Linked DNA regions of Homo sapiens: region 2 is linked to region 1. A link is a contact called in ENCODE Hi-C or POLR2A ChIA-PET data. All regions are on one chromosome and are shown on one strand. Each heading gives the region's core, a stretch centred on a gene start or an enhancer-like site at or near the end of the contact. The rest is flanking DNA. Distances are from core to core; before and after follow the strand shown. Region 1 overlaps SPATA13 (spermatogenesis associated 13). Region 2 holds the start of MTIF3 (mitochondrial translational initiation factor 3).

Region 1 (3,558 bases), core at 114-2,613:
AAGTTGAATACTGATGTGAAGCTATACATTAAGAGAATGATTCTTCAAAGCTCCTTAGACATTAATAACAGATTATTAGTGAGAGTTAATATGTCAGTTTCTAGGATTCCTTTTGATCTTATTGTTGTCCACATGTTTAAAAGATTGAAAAATACTATTTGTGAAGAATGGCTTGAAAGTCTAGATTAGATATACTAGTGACTTTTCCAACACTAACAGTTTACATTCTGGAACATGAAACATATTTCATACTTTAATTCAGTCACCCAACACTGACTATTAAGCATGTTCCTTGTCCTTGAGAAAGTCATAGCTAGGATAAGAGTAGGGACAGGATATAAAGGGACAGATATAAACTTAATAATAACTATAATGTAAATGCGATACATATTTTAAAAGAGGTTAGTCTAACATGTTTATAGAACATCAAAGGCAGATATTGTTATGGCAGAGGATCAGGGAACTGAAAAATAAGTCATGGAACCGTCACCAAGCAATGATGGTTACAACTTTTGTTTGTTGTTTGGTTGGTTTTTGTTTCCTTAAGTTTATTTTTAAATAGAGATGGGATCTTGCTATGTTGCCCAGGCTGGTCTTGAACTCCTGGCCTCAAGCAATCCTCCTGCCTCAGCCTCCTAAAGTGCTGAGATTACAGGCATGAGCCACTGCGCCCGGCCAATGGTTAAACTTTTGAGGGATGAGCCAGAATTTGATGGGCTGTTTTGGGTGGGAAAGTTGCTCCAGGCGGAGAGGTCAGCGTGGACGGATGGAAGGATTTTGTCCTATTCGTTGGAATAAGGAACATTCAGTGGTACACATTGGCTAACGCAGAGGTTTCCAGCCAATGCAATCAGAATCCATTGCCTGCAACTTGTGGCTTGCTGCATGGACAGGCAACAAAAGGCATATGTCCTAGAACAACCTGAGCATGTGGTGTGGTTTAAGTAAGCTTAACCTGAAGGTCCAGTGGTTCCCAAATTTTTCCAGGTGTCAGAATCATTTGAGGAGCTTTTCAAAATAAATTCTCAGCCAACATCCTTCCCCACTACCACCACCCAACCTGACTCAGTGGCCCAGGGCAGGGGAGGATCTTTATTTTTCTAAACATTTTCCATGTGATTAGATGCCACAGGCCCTGGGTGTTTGGGAACCACTGAAGGGGGATGGACCCTGGAAATTGTGCATCATGTTTTGACGTTGTCAGTTCCTGTGACCCAGCTCTTTCCCTCTGTGTGCATCTCCGTGGCCTGAGCTCTTGGGGTTCACCCATAGTTTCAGCCCACAGAGCAGCAGCCCGTGACAGCTGCTCCCAGCTGTGAACACGAGCTGCCCGCCTGGGCTTGCCATTTCTGTTTTTAAGATGGGAAGTCAGAATGGCTTATCTCAACTCTGAGGAAGTCTGAGCCATCAGCAAGAGGTTTTCTCAAATACATGATTTTAGCAGATTATTTTAAGGGTGGGGGAATTTCCCTGAAGTCAAGGGAGGGGAAATTCCCCACCAAGGAGTGATGCTGGGTGGGAGATGCTGGTCGGGAACCAGCTGCTCATTAGCTAGGCAGTGTTGGAGAGTGCCTCATGAAAATAGCTAAATCTATGTCTCCTTGTTGTCAAGTGCCTGATGTTTAAGGGCTGTGTTAGATCTCACCTCCCTTTCATTTAACAGAACACCTCAACCTCCACCCTGTTATCACACCCTCACCAGGACTACCCTCCCCCACTTATCAGTCAGGGGCTTTTTTTTTCCTGATGTCTTCTCTAACTGTATTTGTAACAATCCTTCCAATTTAAAAAAATGACACCTCCTCTATGGCTACCACATTGTTCTCTGTAGTAGTTCCTAAAGCTAAAAGTGGCCAGGGCTGAAAATGGGGACTGGGGCATTCTACTCACTGACAGCTGCAGCCAGGAGGAAAGCAGAGAGGGGGAGGAAAATGAGACATTTGTGTAAGGGATGGACTGGGGAAGGACCAATGCAGCCCCAGGAATCAGGGGCCCCCAGAGGGCAGTGTTTCTAGGAGTGATGGTTAACCATGGTTATTGAACAAGAGCATTATAAATTCACTTTATTACATTTTTGGAATTGATAGTACTCTGTGGAACAGATGTGTTCTCTTGGAATTGTCCCCAGTCAGAGAGGCGCTGATGGTCAGCACGCAGTTTTGATGACCAAGGGTGTGCTCCTTCTACCTGACTGAAGCTGCGGGAAGTGTTGTAGAAAGAGCCTGCTCTGTCTGCTCTCATATTGATTGTATGTAGGCATTTGGGGTTTTAAAACTGATTTCAATTTGGAGCAGTCTTTGCTTCTTGTTTACAAGATCGTTTCCAAAAATGGCTTTTTGGGCAAGGTGCAGTGGCTCACGCCTGTAATCCCAGCACTTTGGGAAGCCAAGGCAGGTGGATCACCTGAGGTCAGGAGTTTGAGACCAGCCTGGCCAACATGGCGAAACCCCATCTCTACTAAAAATACAAAAATTAGCTGGATGTGATGGCACGCACCTGTAATCTCAGCTACTCGGTAGTCTTAGGCAGGAGAATCTCTGGAACCCTGGAGGCAAAGGCTGCAGTGAGCTGAGATCGCGCCACAGCACTCCAGCCTGGGCGACAGAGCAAGACCTTGTCCCTCACCCCTCCCCCAAAAAATGTTTTTTCCACACCAATTTTTTCAACAAAAGAAACTACGGTTGGTGAGAATGTGGAGAAATTGGAACTGTTGCGCACTGTTGGTGGGAATGTGAAATGATGCAGCCATGTGGAAAACAGTATGGAGAGTCCTCCAAAAATTAAAACTAGAACTACCATTTGATCAAGTATGCTAAAGAGTTGTAAGCAGGGTCTCAAAAAGATAGTAGCACATTACTCACAATAGCCAAGTAGTAAAAGGAGCCCAAATGTTCACCCACAAACAGGTAAACAGAATGTGGTGTGTATACTCACAATGGAATATTTTTGGTTTTTTCCTTTTTTAAAAATCAATGGAAGTGCTAACCAAACAATGGAATATTATATAGTGTTTAAAAAGAAGGAAGTTCTAACACTTGGTACACATGAATGGATGTCAAGGACATTATGCTTAGTGAAATGAACCAGCCATAAAAGGACATATACTGTATGATCCCATTCATATGAAGTATCTAAAGTAGTCAACATCATAGAAACAGAAAGTGGAAAGGTGGTTGCCAAGGAACAGGAGAGGAAGAAGAGGAAGTTGGTGTTTAATATGTGTGGCCGTTCTGCAAGATGAAAAAGTTCTGTCGTACAAGAGTGTGAATATACTTGACACTGCTGAACTGGAACTGTGTGCTTAAAAAGGGTTAAGATGGTAAAAGAAAGGAAGAAAGAAACAATAAAATTTACTTTTTAATTATTATAATACATTCATTTCTCCTGATTTTGGTGACATACATTTTGAGAATTTATAATAGCTTTACAGCGTCAAAATTCCCTTAGATAAGAAGTCATCATTATTAACTTTCATCTGTAGTTGAGGTTCAAAGCCTATTGAAGTTAGTGAGGAATGGAACATGTAGAGGTGAAGAAGGCAGCAGCACCGGCCTGTGG
Region 2 (3,759 bases), core at 57-2,556, 3.2 Mb after region 1:
CACTGTCACCACCGTCAGTTTAAAACATCGACCACCTCGTTTGGATTCCTGCCAGTCTCCTAACTCGGCTTGAGCCCTGGCAACCAGTTCCCACTGCACTGCGGTCACTACACCCAGGACCTTCCTCACCTTAAATAAAACTGCCCCGAGATTAAAGATCTACACCTTCGCCAGGCCAAAAGGCCCTTCCCACCTCTCCAGTTTCTTCTTTATGCCTAGGCCACACTGGCCATTCGGTTTTTGAAATACAGTACTCTCGTCCTTGGTTTAGGAAACGCCAGATCCTTAGCGCATTCTTCTGATTACCTTCCAAACTAAGCCAGTTCTCCCATCCCTCCCCCAATTTACTGAGCTTAACACTGAATGCTTCTACAGTCCAGTTGACCTTTCCTTTAAAACATTCATTACAATTACAGTTTTGTGATGATCTTAGCACTGCTGTTCTCCATCACTAGACCGTAAACTCTACGAAGCAGGAACAAAATGGACTTATTCGTTACTGTGTTGTGCCTGACAGAATGAATAGTAGTCGATTTTCAGATTCTTCTCTCCATCCTCTACTTTTCTAAGACTTAGGCCTTTCACAACACGTACTTGAAACTGAGACTTCTCAGTAAGAGAACTTCGTTTACTTGGTTCAAGTCTTAAGCCACGGAGCCCACTAAATGACAAATGAGAAAAAAAATCCCAGTCACTTCGCGACCTTCCCCCATAAGGCCTCCTCCCGCAACAGCAGGCAGCAAGAACAACGCATTTGTCCAGCATGTCCTGCGCAGGCGCCCTTCGCCTGGCTCGCTCTGCCCCACCTGTGCCAGGCAGTAAGCCGCAAGAGCACTTCCGGGAGCCCCCGACCCGGTTGTTGGTAAGTCGGCGGCGACGCCCACCTGCAGAACGGGACCGGCGGAGCGCCAGGGCTAGAGACGGGACGTAGCGACGTACTGCGTGCGTGCGTGCGCACAAACGAGGGCGCGCATGTCGGGACGGAACTAGAAAAGCTCAGTGGGGCTGGCGGCAACTCTAGGTCTAACATCCCTCGGAAGTTCGTGCAGCGGCCTCGCTGAAAATGGCTTTACAGCCCGGCAGAACCCTCCGACTCCGCAGCAGGACCTGCGGAGCCTCTCCGCCCTCGGTACCGGCGGGACGGGGTAGCCCTGACCTTCCGGGTGCCTCCTCCACAGGGGCGCCCCCTAAGGCCACGCCCTCCCGATGCCGGTCCGCGCACCGCTCCGCACGCCTCATATTTAGCATTACCTGTGCTGGGGCAAGCGATTGACATACTGTAGCGGACGCAAGTACAGCGGATCTGCGGCGAGTCCCCTTCGCTCTCCGTAGTGGGCGGGGCTTCACCCCGCGTCCTTTAAAGGAAAGGTGATGGGCGGAGCCACGTTTTTCTACTGTTGGGATTCAGTTCCGCCGACAGAAAATGCGGAGAACGCGGAGGAAGTCCCTGAGGGGAAATTGCTGCTCACCTGGCTCCCGCTGCTCCGCAGGTGCGGTGAAGGCTAATGTCGAATTTCTGCAGCAATCGGAGCAGCCCTTACTCCAGTTACATTAACACCAATCTCGGTCTCCCACTAGGGCTTTATAAATTGCTTTCATAAACGTCTTTTTAATGTAACACTGAATAAAATGTTTTATAAGCGTCTTTTATAAGGATCGTAAGTGAAAGGGCGCTGTCTCCGATTTGCAGGTGAGCAGACAGCTTCGGAGTGAGAACGGCTCCCCGCGGGTCCCCGGTGGCGCGCGGCTCCCGGAGGCAAAACAAAGCTGGGGCCGGGGCGTCGGAGCCTCCGCGTTGTAGTTGGGAGAGGTTCGAACGGGGCCCCAGCTGGCGAAAGGGAAAACGGACCCGGACCCGGACCCGTGGAGCCTGCTCGAAAGCCGGGTGCTGGGGGTCTGGGCCCCGTGTCCCCCCTCTTTTTCTTCTTCAATAAGAAATTCCTCAAGGGCAGACTGCGAGTCCACAGTCGTGAAGCCACCTAATCTGGCTTCATACCTGGAATGTTTGGATTCCTGGTACGAAGAAAAACTAACATTTATTGGCTACTTGTCCACTGGAAGGCGTTGTCTTATTTCTCATTAACTCCTTGAGTCAGCATTACGTCTTTTATTACAGATGACACAACTACTAAAGCTTTAAATAGTTCTTTGGGAGCAAAGACGAAATCTCCATTTCCTTTTTAGCTGCTGGTAGCTCGACGCTCACTGTTAAAATAGGGAGGTAATGAAACAACTCTTGTGTGAGACCGAAAGTCCAGGTGTGCATCTTGGCCATTTCCAAGTTAATCAAGAAGAATTAAGGATTCATTTTATTCTATCAAAATTATTTCTCAATGCCAAGATATTTTGTGTGACGTAGATTCGGGGACAGACTGAGTAGCACAATACCTGGGAAAAGTTAGGTGCTCAGCAATTATAATTGCCCACATTTGTGATTGCTTTTGCCTATGTGCCAGACACTGTTCTACGCACTGAACATATCTCAAGTTATTCAATCTTCAGGACAACCTTATGAGCCAATTATTATTATTACCCATTTTACAGATGAGGGAACTGAAACAAATTTGCCCAAGGTCGCACAACTAGTAGCAGAATCAAGAATAAAAAAGCCAAAAAACCCCAAACCCAGGCAAACTTTAAATGTTCCTTGCATTGCTAGACTGAAGTAGTGAGAGAAACAGTAAACAGTACGAGTCCATGAAAACATTAAAAGGATGTGAAGTATGTACAAGTAACTGAAACATTTAATGCCCAAACTAAAGACTTAAAATTTGCTAAGGTAATAGCACAGGTAGATTCACACCAAGTAATCACTGGTAACTGAAGCTACCGGCCAGCATCCATTTGCAGTCCGTCTTTGAAGGCAGCTGTGTCCAGAGCAGGTGGTTTAGGAAGCTTTCTAGACTTCCATTGTCAGATGTCTCCACGCCTAGAAGATGGTGCTTTAGTGTTCCTGGGAGGAGACATGCAGAGATGGGGTGGCAATTACAGACATGCCCACAGATGGAGAGAAGCCATTTTTTTCATCTTTTCCCTTGAACTCTTCTTTGACCTCCAGCCGAAATGGAGCTTGGCAGCTTTTGTGGGGTTTTTTGTTTTTTTGTTTTGTTTTGTTTTGTTTTGTTTTTGGAGATGGAGTCTCTCTGTGTCGCCCAGGCTGGAGTGCAGTGGCGCGATCTCGGCTCACTGCAACCTCCACCTCGCGGGTTCAAGCGATTCTCCTGCCTCAGCCTCCCGAGTAGCTGGGATTATAGGCGCGTGCCACTGGGTCGGGCTAATTTTTGTATTTTTAGTAGAGACGGGGTTTCACCATATTGGCCAGTCTGATCTCGAACTCCTGACCTCAGGTGATCCACCCCACTCGGCCTCCCAAAGTGGTAGGATTACGGGTGTGAGCCACCACGCCCGGCCACTTGGAAGCTTTTAAAGAGTCATTGAGAGCCTTGAGCTGTGCTTGGTGGGGGCAGACTTTGAAGATCCTTGAATAAAGATGAAGAGGTTTGGGGAAATGCTATTACTATGCCACAGATCTTTAATAAACTACTCCGTTATGTACATAGAAGAGGACTCTGAGACATGTGTAGAGCTTTCCCAATTGTTATCGTTTCTACATATAATTTAACCCCCTCAAAAAATGTAACTCAATAAGACTCAAATCATGGTGACTCTAAAAATGCCTATATTTTCTATTACATAGTAATTTCTACGTTAATTTCCATAGCATGCCCATGAACTTTCTCTTTCAATGAATATATTGGT

What was found. A loop is a pair of places that touch in the nucleus more often than their neighbours do. ChIA-PET counts read pairs that join two places held with the same protein, here RNA polymerase II (POLR2A). Pooled maps may share reads with other maps.
Region 2: a pooled map shows a loop between it and region 1 (5-fold over the local background). The contact joins the promoter of MTIF3 here to the enhancer-like site in region 1. A Hi-C loop is called at or near these places in 1 of 168 maps with a recorded cell type or tissue (CD8-positive, alpha-beta T cell) and 6 of 50 pooled maps. POLR2A ChIA-PET finds 5 or more read pairs at or near these places in 1 of 52 experiments (B cell).

What each region holds. Positions count from the first base shown.
Region 1 is chr13:24,273,313-24,276,870 of GRCh38, forward strand. All of the region lies in intron 4 of SPATA13 (spermatogenesis associated 13), which reads left to right. Among named protein-coding and RNA genes, the nearest start is that of SPATA13-AS1, 21 kb to the left of the region's middle. RefSeq lists enhancers at 1,309-1,598, 1,899-1,958. Within about 2 kb of position 1,364, at least 18 of the 41 ENCODE cell types and tissues checked have a DNase peak (open chromatin) inside an H3K27ac peak, as active enhancers do; they include B cell and CD8-positive, alpha-beta T cell, where a contact is called at or near this core.
Region 2 is chr13:27,449,258-27,453,016 of GRCh38, forward strand. MTIF3 (mitochondrial translational initiation factor 3) reads right to left here and starts at 1,307. Exons shown (of 5, transcript NM_152912.5): 1 at 1,252-1,307. RefSeq lists enhancers at 544-1,458, 1,302-1,661, 1,682-1,741.